Linked DNA regions of Homo sapiens: all the other regions are linked to region 1. Evidence: chromatin contacts called from ENCODE Hi-C or POLR2A ChIA-PET data. All regions are on one chromosome and are shown on one strand. Each heading gives the region's core, a stretch centred on a gene start or an enhancer-like site at or near the end of the contact. The rest is flanking DNA. Distances are from core to core; before and after follow the strand shown. Region 1 has its middle 13 kb from the start of ARRDC2. Region 2 holds the start of LSM4 (LSM4 homolog, U6 small nuclear RNA and mRNA degradation associated). Region 3 holds the start of PGPEP1 (pyroglutamyl-peptidase I).

Region 1 (4,010 bases), core at 835-3,334:
GGGCCACCCCTATAAAGCCCCAGGCTCTTCTGCCTTATGTACCCAATCTTTTCTATTCACCACCCCCTGCCCATCCTGCCTGTTTTGTGTCCCCAAAAGAAAGCGCTGGCTCTCAGCCCCGGTTCAAGGCTTCACGTGGCCTGGTTCACCTGTATCACAAACATTAATGGACAACTGCTGGCCACCAACAAAGCAAACCCGGTCCTGCCCTTAGGGGGCTTGTAGGTGGGAGAATTGAGCACAGAGACAAATAAACACATTTAAACCGGGCACGGTGGCTCACGTCTGTAATCCCAGCACTTTGGGAGGCTGAGGCGGGCAGCTCACTTGAGGTCAGGAGTTCAAGACCAGCGTGGCCAACATGGTGAAACCCCGTCTCTATTAAAATACAAAAATTAGCCGGGCGTGGTGGCAGGCACCTTTAATCCCAGCTACTCAGGAGGCTGAGGCAGAAGAATCACTTGAACCTGGGAGGCGGAGGATGCAGTGAGCCAAGATCGTGCCACTGCACTCTAGCCTGGGCAATAGAGTGAGACTCCATCTAAAAAAATAAATAAATAGTCACGCGCAGTGGCTCACGCCTGTAATCCCAGCACTTTGGGAGGCCAAGGCGGGTGGATCACCTGAGGTCAGGAGTTCAAGATCAGCTTGGCCAACATGGTGAAACCCCGTCTCTACTAAAAATACAAAAAATTAGGTGGGCGTGGTGGCGTGCGCCTGTAATCCCAGCTACTCAGGAGACTGAGACAGGAGAATCGCTTGAACCCGGGAGGCGGAGGTTGCAGTGAGCCAAGATTGCGCCACTGCACTCCAGCCTGGGCAACAAGAGCAAAACTCCGTCTCAATAAACAAATAAACACATTTGCAGATGCCTCTCTATGCTCCAGCCCCATGGGGCCACTGGGGTGGCTGAGGACACGCCTAGCTCCCACCTGCCTGCTGTGGTTGCACAGGCTGTTCCCTCTGCTTGAAATGCCTTTCCCTAGTTCCTCTTCATCCATCAAAGCCCCAGCTCCAATGTCCTCTCTTTCTGCAAGGCCTCTCAGGACCCTCCAGCCTTCAGCCTTCCCTCTGGTTCCACCCTGACTCCACAGGGATCTGAGGTTGTGTGAGTCCTGCTCTGATCTTCACCAGTGTCCTTGGGACTCTGATCCACTGCCATCATCATGCGTCCAAGATGGTTTTCCTTACTTCTAGGCCTTCTTCCAGGGAGTCTCCAAACTCGTAGCATGATTGGCTCAGGCAGGATCACGTGCCCAGCCCTGACCCAATCCCTGTGCCTGTGATAACAAAAGGCTCCAATTGGCCAAGTGTGGTCACATGACCACACAGGAAACCAGGAAGTGGATCTGGGTCTCAGAAAGTGGGGCAGGGAGCCGGGCACTGTGGCTCACGCCTGTAATCCCAGCACTTTGGCAGGCCGAGGTGGGCAGATCACCTGAGGTCAGGAGTTTGAGACCAGCCTGGCCAACATGGTGAAACCCCATCTCTACTAAAAATACAAAAATTACCTGGGCATAGGGACAGGCGCCGGTAATCCCAGCTACTTGGGAGGCTGAGGCAGGAGGCGGAGATTGCAGTCAGCTGAGATCATGCCACTGCATTCCAGCCTGACGGACAGAGTGAGACCCTGTCTCCAAAAAAAAAAAAAAAAAAAAGGGCAGGGCAGGTAGACATTCCTCCAGACCCCTGTGTTAAGGACTTAGGGATCCCCTTGCCTGTACCATCTTGGCTGGTGGGCCTTGGCGAAGTCACTTGTTCCCTGTGTCTCAGTTTCCCCACTTGTCAATCAGGCCCAGCAGGGTTGAAGTGTTGGAGCACAGGGGGATCCATCCCCTCTCTGATCATTCTTGGGCTGAGTCCTTTTTACCCCGCACCCACGCCCTCATCTTTTATTGTTGTTTTCTGTGGATCCTCCCAGATCGGGCCGCGCAGTCCACCCAGCCCAGCGTGGCAGGCACTGATGGCCACCGGCTGAGTCACCATTTCCTCCTGGCCCCTTGCCCGGGCCCAGTGCTTTCTGGGGACTTTCCTGAACATCAAAAACAAGGTGGGGGGTGGGGGGGTGACTCCCGGGTGAGGGAAGCTAGGGCAGACACGCGTGTGTTTGGATAGGTTTGTGCATACCCTGGCGTGGGTTCAAAGCCCATGTCTGGGCCCCACCTGTAGGATCCAGGCCATAACCGCATCCTCCTAGGAGTTGGGGTACTCCACATGTGAGCACCTGGTGAACACTCTGTGCCCGGCTGCTTGTGCCCGAGTTCACTGGCTGGTGTTTCTATGTTGCTGACAGGCTTATGTGTGTGCGTGTGTGTTTGCACGTGTGTGTGTACATCATGACTGCCCTGTGCCTGGAGCCCAGCGACAGAGAGGCCCAGCCCCTCGCTCAAAAGGTGCATCTGAACTCCAGCCGCCCCTGCCCCTCAATGCACCCAGCTCCTCGCTCAGAAAGGTGGATCTGGTGGAGATAACTCCCTGGGCCAAGGCAGGGGGGCTTGGGAAATCCTGCTGCATTAGGGTGCAGGGGTGGCGGAGGCAGGGTGAGGCAGAGGTGGGGTGGTCAGAACTGTGGATCCACATGGATGAGCCTGGGCGGGCTGAGCTTTGGGAGGAATAGATGTCAATTGTAAAAACCTTCACTAAGCCACCTACTGTGTGTTCAGGGTGCTGGGACACAGTGGGGACCTGGTGTAATAGACACCACATCAACAAACAAGTGAATATGTAACCCCAGGGACATGGGGAGGACCAGGAAATTAAATGCACTGGGGCAGCAGGAGGGGAATTTGGGGTGCCCGGGCCTAGGGACAGAGGGGACTTGCTGAGAAGGTGATGTGAGGTCTCAGATGTGCAGGCGGAGGAGGTCTTGGGGAGATCTAGGGAGACAGAGTGCCAGGTGGAAGGTATGGCTGGTGCAAAGGCCCTGAGGTGGGCACGAACTGGCAGAGGGGCTTTGGCTTCATTCAGGAAGGTCTAACCCCACAGCAGGATGGGGAGCCATCAGGAGGTTGTGCTGGTGGGGCCACCAGGACAAGCTGTCCTGTAACTGGAGCTCAGCAGGAATGCGTCCCCCTCCCACCCCCACCCCCACCCCATCTCTGGCGCTCTTTGCTTGGGACAGAATGTGCTGGGAGGAGAGGCTGGCGGTGGCCGCGCCTGGTGGCTGGAGCGGGGAGGCTGGAGGATTCCTGAACAGTGGCCCGGCTGGGCTGGGCTCCCTGCCAGCGTGGGTGGGAAAACAAGCAGCGGGCGCCCTGACTGCTTGTCACCCCTTGTCCCCCAGCTGGCCGGGCCAGGGCAGGAGGCAGAGATGGTGAGAGAGTCAGGGACCCAAAGAGACAGAGAGATGGTAGCCAAGAGAGATAGTGAGAGAATCAGAGGCAGAGGGAGACAGAGACAGGGAGAAAGAGACAGAAGTACAGAGGCAATAAGACTGAGAGACAGAGACAGAGACAGTAAGCAAGACAGATATTGAGAGAGAGACAGAGATGGGAAAGAAAAGATGGTGAGAGTCAGAATGAAACAGACAGAGACACTGAGAGATAGAGACCTAGCATTTGACTCTGCATGGGGGACACGTCTGACTCTAGGAGGTCTTGGGAGCAAGTGCAAGGGATGACACCTCCACCCCCATCAGAATCTTCATCTGAGCTGGGCATGGTGGCTCACGCCTGTAATCCCAGCACTTTGGGAGGCCAAGATGGGCAGATCACCTGAGGTCAGAAGTTCAAGACCAGCCTGGGCAACATGGTGAAACCCTGTCTCTACTAAAAATACAAAAATTAGCTGGGCGTGGTGATGGGTGCCTGTAATCCCAGCTAGTCAGGAGGCCAAGGCATGAGAATTGCTTGAACTCGGGTGGCAGAGTTTGCAGTGAGCCGAGATCGAGGCTTTCCACTCCAGCTTGGACAATGCTGTCTCAAAAAAAAAAAGAAAAGAAAAAAAAAAGAAAAAGGCCGGGCGTGGTGGCTCATGCCTGTAATCTCAGCACTTTGGGAGGCCGAGGTGGG
Region 2 (3,739 bases), core at 19-2,518, 300 kb before region 1:
GCCTGGGTGATAGAATGAGACTCCATCTCAAAAAAAAAAGAACAGGGTCTTCGCAGATGTAATTAAGGATCTTGAGATGACATTATCCTGAAATTTATGGTGGACTTAATAAGAGAAAGGAGTGTCCTTTACAAGAAAAAGGAGCGGCCGGGCTCGGTGGCTCACGCCTGTAATCCCAGCACTTTGGGAGGCAGAGGAGGGAGGATTGCTTGACCCCAGGAGTTCGAGACCAGCCTGGACAACATAGGGAGACCCTGTCTCTACTACAAAAAAAAAAAAGAAAAAAAAAAGGAGAGATACATTTGAGACTCAGAGACACACAGAGAAGGCCAAGTGACGACAAAGGCAGAACGCGGAAGGCTGCATCTACAAGCCAAGAACTCCAAGGATTCCCAGCAGCCACCAGAACCCAGGAGAGAGGCATAGGACACACAGATTGTCCTCAGAGCCTCCAGAGGGAGCCAACTGTGCTGACAACCTCACTTCATTATTCTGATCTCTTGAATTGTGAGAAAATCACGTTCTGTTGTTTTAAACCTCGCAGTGTGTGGGCATTTGTTACAGCAGGCCCCAGAAAACTAATAGCATTCGCCTATTTACTTTGTTTACTGTCTGTCTCCCTGAGGGCCACGAATTTTGTGTTTTGTTCATTCTGTGAGCAGAAACAGGCACAGAGTAGGTAATAAGTACTTAATATGTGCCAGACGCTGTTTTAAGTGCTTTTACATGGTTTCATTCATTTCATCCTTACAGTAAGCAACGTTTTGGAGCAGACACTACTATTTACAGGGAGCAAACTGAGGCCCCGAGGGTCGTGGTCAGGATTCCAACCTATTAAATGATGTTCCCTGGATAATTACAGAATCAGAAAACTAGGAGTCGGAAGGGCAACATCAGGCACGGCCCAATCACCACGAAGCCTCGATTTCTCTCTCTCTACTGCAAACGAAAGGCATTAACTGGCTTTGCCCACAGCGTGGAGCCCAGGAGACCGACGAAGGTTTCACCTGCGCACGCATTTCCTCACAATGCACCCCGCGCCGGCGCGCGTTGCTCCGCCTCCTTTTGCATTACAAGCCGCGGCACTTTACGGCTCTCGTCCTCGTTCCTCCGGCGGGAACACGGCCCGCCCCGCCCTTTCGCCCAGCGGGCCCCGCCCTACTCCGCGTGGATTGGTTGACCGCCCTTCGAGCCCGGTGCTGACTGGCTTGCGTCTCTGCCACTTTCTTTCAGCTTAGTGGCGCGCGGCGCGGCGACGACCGCCGGGAGCGTGTGCAGCGGCGGCGGCGGAAGTGGCCGGCGAGCCCGGTCCCCGCCGGCACCATGGTGAGGGCAGGGCAACTGCGGGGTCTCACCGGGAGGCGGGAACAGCAGTCGTTGGGATCCCTGCGGGCGGGCGCTGTGGGCTTGGTTGGCGCGGGGCGAACGTAAGGTCCGAGCCTCGAGTCCCGCCCCCCGGCACGAGGCTGGGAAACTGAGGCCGGAGACTGCAGGTGGCTCTATCACGTTCGTGTCTGGGATTTAGGGTTGCACGGACTTGTATCCACAGTACAGTGGCCTCGCCTTAGTTAGTTTTCCCAGTTTGCAGGTGGGGAAACTGAAGTAAAAAAAAAAAAGGTGGGGATCCGCCAAATGCAGCAGAGAGTTTTTGGGCAGGGAAGGGGTCCCTTACGCTTCGGGCCCAGTCTGACCTCCCTGATTGAAAACTAGAGTGCTGGGAAGTAGGGGGCCAGTCTGAGTTGTGAAACTTAGTTTTAGGAATTTCAGAGCTTGCAAGATGCTAGCAGCACAGCCTCCTAGGCCTCTTGGTTTCTGGCTGAAAAGCAGGCCTGGTGCTGGGGTGTGGTGTTTCTCCTTGGGTCACATAGCATGTCATTCCAGCGGAAGGGGGCGTTTTGAGCTAGGGGTGGACAAAGTACATCCTCCCAATACAAAGAAGGAAAAATTGCGGCCCAGGTCTCTGCAGGGCCCATTGTTTATGATTCTGGAAGTTCTGGATCTGGGCTAGAAAGTGCCCGTGTCCCCCACTGTGCAGATCGGAAAAGGAATTCAGAGCTGGGAGTTTCCTGGCCCATCAGCTTCTGGTCCTTCTTTTTTCAATGAGAGAAACCAAGGCCCTTGTTGGGGATGTGACTTCCAGACTCTGTGAGACAGTGGGAGATTCAGTAACCAGGAGGGTCCCCCAGGGGTGGCTGCATCAGAACTGTGGATTAGTGAGAACTCTCCCTAAATCCGGCTGGTCAGTGTGTAACCACCCAATGGGTTCACCTTGCCTGTCTTCCTAGACAGATTTATCAAGACAGGGGAATTGCAGTGGAGAAAGAGTATTTCACACAGAGCCAGCTATGCAGGAGACCAGAGTTTTATTATTGCTCAAATCAGTCTCCGCTGAGCATTAGGGGATCCGAGTTTTGAAAGATAATTTGGCGGGTAGGGGCTCAGGAAGTGGGGAGTGCTGATTGGTTGGAGCTTCCTGAGGTCGATGGAGTCATCGACGGGAGTGTTGAAGTGAGGTTTTCTTGCTGTCTTCTGTTCCTGGGTGGGATCGCAGGACTGGTTGAGCCAGATTACTGGTCTGGGTAGTGTCAGCTGATCCGTCAAGTACGGGGTCTGCAAAATATCTCAAGCACTGATCTTAGATTTTATAATAGTGATGTTATCCCAAGGAGCAATTTGGGGAGTTTCAGACTCTTGCAGCCAGAGGCTGAAGTTACCTAAATGGTAATTTCTAATCTTGTAGCTTATTTGTTAGTCCTACAAAGGCAGACTGGTCCCCAGGCAAGAAGAGGGTCTTTTCGGGAAAGGGCTATTACCAATTTTGTTCCAGAGTCAAACTATAAACTAAATCCCTTCCCAAGGTTAGTTTGGCCTATACCTAGGAATAAGCAAAGATGGCGTAAAGGTTAGAAGCACAATGGAGTCGGTTAGGTCTGATCTCTTTTCACTGTCATAATTTCCCGCTACAATTTTTGCAAAGGCGATTTCAAGTGCAAGGATTCAGAGAGCCTGTCCCTCTCTGCGGTGTACTTAGAGGGCAGAGTTGGCATGTAAGACTGGGCAGAGCTGGAAGGATCCATCCCTGTGTTAAGTTTTGTGGGAGCAGGATCTTCGTTTTTCTTCCGACTAGATTCCCAGTATGTAGAACGGTGCGTGGGCAAAGTGTGAACTCATTCATTCAGCCCCTTCCCACCTTCTGAACATCCAGAGTCCTGGCTGTCCAGCTGTTTCCTGGAGGAGTAGCCGAGAATGGACAAGCCATCACAGGATACACACTTCCAGTTCCCTGTCGTCAGGGCAGGGCCAGAAGGAGTGGCCTAGGTTAGCAGCGGGGATGGGCAGTCCTGGACAGCTTCCTGAATTAGGAGGCACTGGGTTTAGGTCCTCGTGGATCTAGACCTGAGAACCAGATTCCAGATGCTCCAAGAAAGCCCAGAGAAAGGAATTCTCTTTTCTGAATTTTCTTGTGACCTTCCATAAACCAGGGTGGGGCCTCTCCTATCACACTTGGCACTTTTTTTCTTTTTCTATTTCATTTTATTTATTTTTTTGAGACAGAGTCTTGTTCTGTCGCCCAGGCTGAAGTGCAGTGGTGTAATCTCAGCTCACTGCAACCTCCACCTCTCCGAGAGTGATTCTCCTACCTCAGCCTCCCAAGTAGCTGTGATTACAGGCACGCACCACCACACCTGGATAATTTTTGTATTTTCAGTAGAGATCAGGTTTCACTATGTTGGCCAGG
Region 3 (4,018 bases), core at 688-3,187, 320 kb before region 1:
CAACCTACAATTATTGTGTCACTGTCCCAAAATGCCCTGAATCGGCACCAAATGAGGAATGAGCCCTCCAGGCTGTCTAGATTTCACCTTGTCACCCTCCTCCCTGCTAGCTCAAACTCCAGGCCCCCTTTCCAAAACACGACAGTCGCCCAAGGCTGTGCTAAGTGATCTTCCTGGCATTAAGCCTGGCCACATCCCCTTTCAGGCAAGGGTGTTTCCTAGGCCCAGTTTCCAGGAGCAGGGACTGAGGCACAGAGAGGTGAAGCTAGCTGCCCAAGGTCACACAGCAAGAAGGTGAAAAAGCTGGGATTCAAATCCAGATCTGGGGCTGGGTGCGGTGGCTCATGCCTGTAATTCCAGCACTTTGGGAGGCCAAGGCGGGCGGATCACCTGAGGTCAGAAGTTTGAGACCAGCCTGGCCAACATGGTGAAACCCCGTTTCTACTAAAAATACAAAAAATTAACCAGATGGGGTGATGCGTGCCCGTAATTCCAGCTACTCAGGAGGCTGAGGCAGGAGAATCGCTTGAACCCAGGAGGCGAAGGTTGCAGTGAGCCGAGATCGCGCCGTTGTGCTCCAGCTTGGGCAACAAGAGCAAAACTCCGTCTCAAAAAAAAAAAAATACGGTCCATCTGGGCCAGTGATCCCACAGGATATGAATGCTATGCAGAGATGCTGTAGCCTGGGATAGCAGGTAGGGGCTGTGGCTCAGGAGGGGACCTCCTAACTCTATCCTTCTGTACAGCCAAAGTTTGAGTCTCAGCTCAGCCCCTTACAAACTGGATGACCTCTGTGAGCCTCAGTTTCCCTTTCTGCAAAATGGAGACAGTAAAGATGTAATCAGCTCATGCAAAAAGTGCTGGAATAAATAACCAGATAAAGGAAGGCTGGAAGGGATGGGGGCAGTGACCCTCCTCCCAATTATACACACCTGTTAAGCAGGTGCCTTGTTTCTTCCTTCTTCCCTGAATCTCCTGGATCAGCCTCAATCTCCCTTCAACAGCCACAAAACACCTGTGTGCACCTTTGCTGGATTTCCCACTCTGACCCCTCCAGACAGCAGGTCAAAATGACCCCCCCACTCCTTGACTCTGAGGCCCCAGCGGAAGTTGGCGCCCCACGTGGCCCCGAGGCGGAGTCTCAGGGAGGAGAAACAGTTGGTTTGGGGGTGGGGGGGAGTCGGTGACAGCAGGGGCCCTGACTCACCAACAAACAGCCCTGGCACAAAACACAAAAAGGTTTCCGCTGAAGACAGTCCCTGGGACAGCTGGGAGAGCCCGAGGTCCCCGGACCCCCACCTGCCCCTGCCTTGGGAGAGTAGCCCCCCAGGAGCGCAGGGCGCGGCGAGCAGTGACTGGGAGGTTCATTTGTCACTGGGACACTTCCTGCCCGCAAATCGGCCTTTGTCCCCTGGGGCCAGGGGTTGGGGGAGCGGTGTGGGGACAGGCTGGACCTCGGAAGGGGCAGGGAGGAAGGGTCCAGTCCAGCCCGCAGGCCAGACAGAGGAGGCAGGTGCCAGGAGGGTCACCATCCCCACCTTGGGAGGAAAGGACGCCAGGGGGGCCTGCGCAGCGCCGGGCTTTTGCCCGGCCCCCCAAGCCCCGCGCCCGACTGCCCTGACTCCCGACCCTGGGACCCCCAAGGCTCCTCCTCCTCCACTTTCCAGGAAGCCTGGGCTGCGCGGGGCTCCCGCGGGTGATGACACCTTCCAAATCTGAGAGGACTTCCAGCACCTGCCCCTCTCGGCCCCGCAGTCCCGGAGCCGCCCCCGCCTCTGCCCCCGGCCGCTGCCGCTACAGCCCCCATCAGCCAGCGTACCCGTCACTACCACCGCCTTCCTCGGCTGCTCCATGGCGGGATCGGGCTGTGCCTCGGACCTGCTTCTGTTGCGACTGGCGCGACAGCTGCTGCCGCTGCAGCCTCTCGGCCGCGCGAGGCCACGCCCCTGTCAAGCCCCCGGCCTCGCCCCCGGTCAGCCGCTCGGCGTGCGCGCCCCCGGGCCCGAGACGCAGCGTGCGCGCCCTGCGCCCCGCCCCCGTCGGCTAGGCCCGGTATTCCCCAGCCTCCGTTTCCCCGTCTGCAAAATGGGAACATCTTATGCCGTAGTGTGTAGCCGCTTGCACGCACTGAGCCAGGTGCTGGGGATGAGCCGGTCCTTTATTCTGCAAGGGTTCATTGAGGGCCTGCCCTATGCATGCATACTGCGCAGAATTAGGGAGGGAAGTCCCCGCGAGCAAGGCCCGTTTTCCAGATAAGGAAACTGAGGCACAGAATGCCACTTCCCCGAGGTCACTCGCCTCAAGGGGTCACAGGAGCAGCATTCAGGCCAGGAAGTTGGCGGGGGTGGGGGAGGACAGAGTAAAAAAGGAAAAACACGACAACCATATTTGTGTGGTGCCAGAAGTTTCTCTGCAGGCCCCCATGGTCCTAGGAGGCTAATGGGGGAGGGCGATTGTACCTGCTGTTCCCTCTGCCGGAACACACCCCGCAGGTACCTGCGAAGCTGGCCTCCTTCAGGCCTCAGCTCCAGTGTTCCAATGTCGCCTCCTCCCAGGGGCCCTCCTCCTGTCCTGGCTGTCACCTCCTCCGAGGGGTGAACTGTCACTTTCTCCTTGTGGCCTTCTCTGGCTATCACCTCCCTGCTATCCTATTACCTCCTCTGAGGGTTCCTTCTGGCCCTCCTTGGCTGAAATGACCTCACTGCTACCCCCCAGTGGTTCCATCTCATTCCCTGGTTCCATCCTCTTCATAGCAATAAAGCTCAGAAATAATTTCCTTTCTCTCTCTTTTTTTTGGAGACAGGGTCTCACTCTGTTACCCAGGCTGGAGTGCAGTGGCAAAATCATAGCTCTGTAACTTTGACCTCCAGGGCTCAACTGATCCTCACATCTCAGCCTCCTGAGTAGCTGGGACTACAGGTGTGTGGCACCACACCCAGCTAATTTTTGTATTTTTGTAGAGATGGGGGTTTCATAGTGTTGCACAGGCTGGTCTCGAACTCCCGAGCTCAAGCAATCCGCACACCTTGGCCTCCCAAAAGTGCTGGGATTACAGGTGTAAACCAGCACACCTGGCCAGAAATCATTTTTAATTTTTTTTAGCTTTTAAGTTTTGGGGTACATGTGCAGGTTTGTTATATAGATAAACTCGTGTCATGGGGTTTGTTGTACAGATTATTTAGTCCCCCAGGTATTATTAAGCAGAAATTATATATGTATTTATTTATTTGAGACGTAGTTTCACTCTTGTCACCCAGGCTGGAGTGCAGTGGTGTGATCTTGGCTCACTGCAACCTCTGCCTCCCGGGTTCAAGCAATTCTCCCACCTCAGCCTCCCAAGTAGCTGGGATTACAGGCGAGTGCCGCCATACCCAGCTAATTTTGTATTTTTAGTAGAGAGGGAGGTTCACCATGTTGGCCAGGCTGGTCTCGAACTCCTGACTTCAGGTGATCCACCCTTTTCAGCTCCCAAAGTGCTGGGATTACAGGCGTGAACCACTGCCTCCGGCCCCCTCCCCAGGTATTATTAAGCAGAAATCATTTAGTATGGTCACAGCCTCTCTGGTTGGCTTCCCGTTTCCTCCGACATAGAGATGAGAACTTCTAGAGGAGGAAGCGTTGTTCTGTTAGAGCTGCGTCTCAACACCCAGCACATCCCCAGGCACATTCTGCCAACATTCATCAGAGACCAGAATTCCTCTAAAAACAGGTAGAAAATGAAAGCTGAGTTTCTGGCCACATCTTCAGAAACAGGACTGGACCTTGGACTTGGGTCACGAATTTTTTTTTTTTTTTTTTTTTTAGACAGGATCTTGTTCTTTTGCCCAGGCTGGAGAGCAATGGAGCGATCACAGCTCACTGCAGCCTTAATCTCCAAGGCTAAAGCAATTCTTCCACCTCAGCCTCCCGAGTAGCTGGGACTACAGGCGCGTGCTGCCATGCCCGGCTAATTTTTATATTTTTTGTAGGGACGAGGTCTTGCTATGTTGCCTGTTTGGGTTGGTCTTGAAATCCTGGG

What was found. Hi-C counts contacts between places; a loop is a spot of excess contacts on that map. ChIA-PET counts read pairs that join two places held with the same protein, here RNA polymerase II (POLR2A). Pooled maps may share reads with other maps.
Region 2: a loop to region 1 is called in a pooled map, with 5 times the contacts of the local background. The contact joins the promoter of LSM4 here to the enhancer-like site in region 1. A Hi-C loop is called at or near these places in 4 of 50 pooled maps. POLR2A ChIA-PET finds 5 or more read pairs at or near these places in 4 of 52 experiments (PC-9, activated CD4-positive, alpha-beta T cell, activated CD8-positive, alpha-beta memory T cell and 1 more).
Region 3: a pooled map shows a loop between it and region 1 (3-fold over the local background). The contact joins the promoter of PGPEP1 here to the enhancer-like site in region 1. A Hi-C loop is called at or near these places in 2 of 50 pooled maps. POLR2A ChIA-PET finds 5 or more read pairs at or near these places in 2 of 52 experiments (activated CD4-positive, alpha-beta T cell and activated T-cell).

Annotation. Positions count from the first base shown.
Region 1 is chr19:18,019,590-18,023,599 of GRCh38, reverse strand. No RefSeq gene overlaps it. Among named protein-coding and RNA genes, the nearest start is that of ARRDC2, 13 kb to the right of the region's middle. RefSeq lists enhancers at 863-1,412, 1,887-1,936. Within about 2 kb of position 2,084, at least 36 of the 41 ENCODE cell types and tissues checked have a DNase peak (open chromatin) inside an H3K27ac peak, as active enhancers do; they include PC-9, where a contact is called at or near this core.
Region 2 is chr19:18,320,605-18,324,343 of GRCh38, reverse strand. LSM4 (LSM4 homolog, U6 small nuclear RNA and mRNA degradation associated) reads left to right here and starts at 1,268. Exons shown (of 5, transcript NM_012321.5): 1 at 1,268-1,326. The coding sequence starts at 1,324. It overlaps LOC105372300 (a long non-coding RNA gene), which reads right to left. Exons shown (of 2, transcript XR_007067157.1): 2 at 2,347-2,610. RefSeq lists enhancers at 127-729, 928-1,147 and a silencer at 1,208-1,387.
Region 3 is chr19:18,338,517-18,342,534 of GRCh38, reverse strand. It overlaps PGPEP1 (pyroglutamyl-peptidase I), which reads right to left and starts at 1,937. Exons shown (of 5, transcript NM_017712.4): 1 at 1,820-1,937. The coding sequence starts at 1,853. RefSeq lists an enhancer at 1,380-2,067 and a silencer at 1,899-2,088.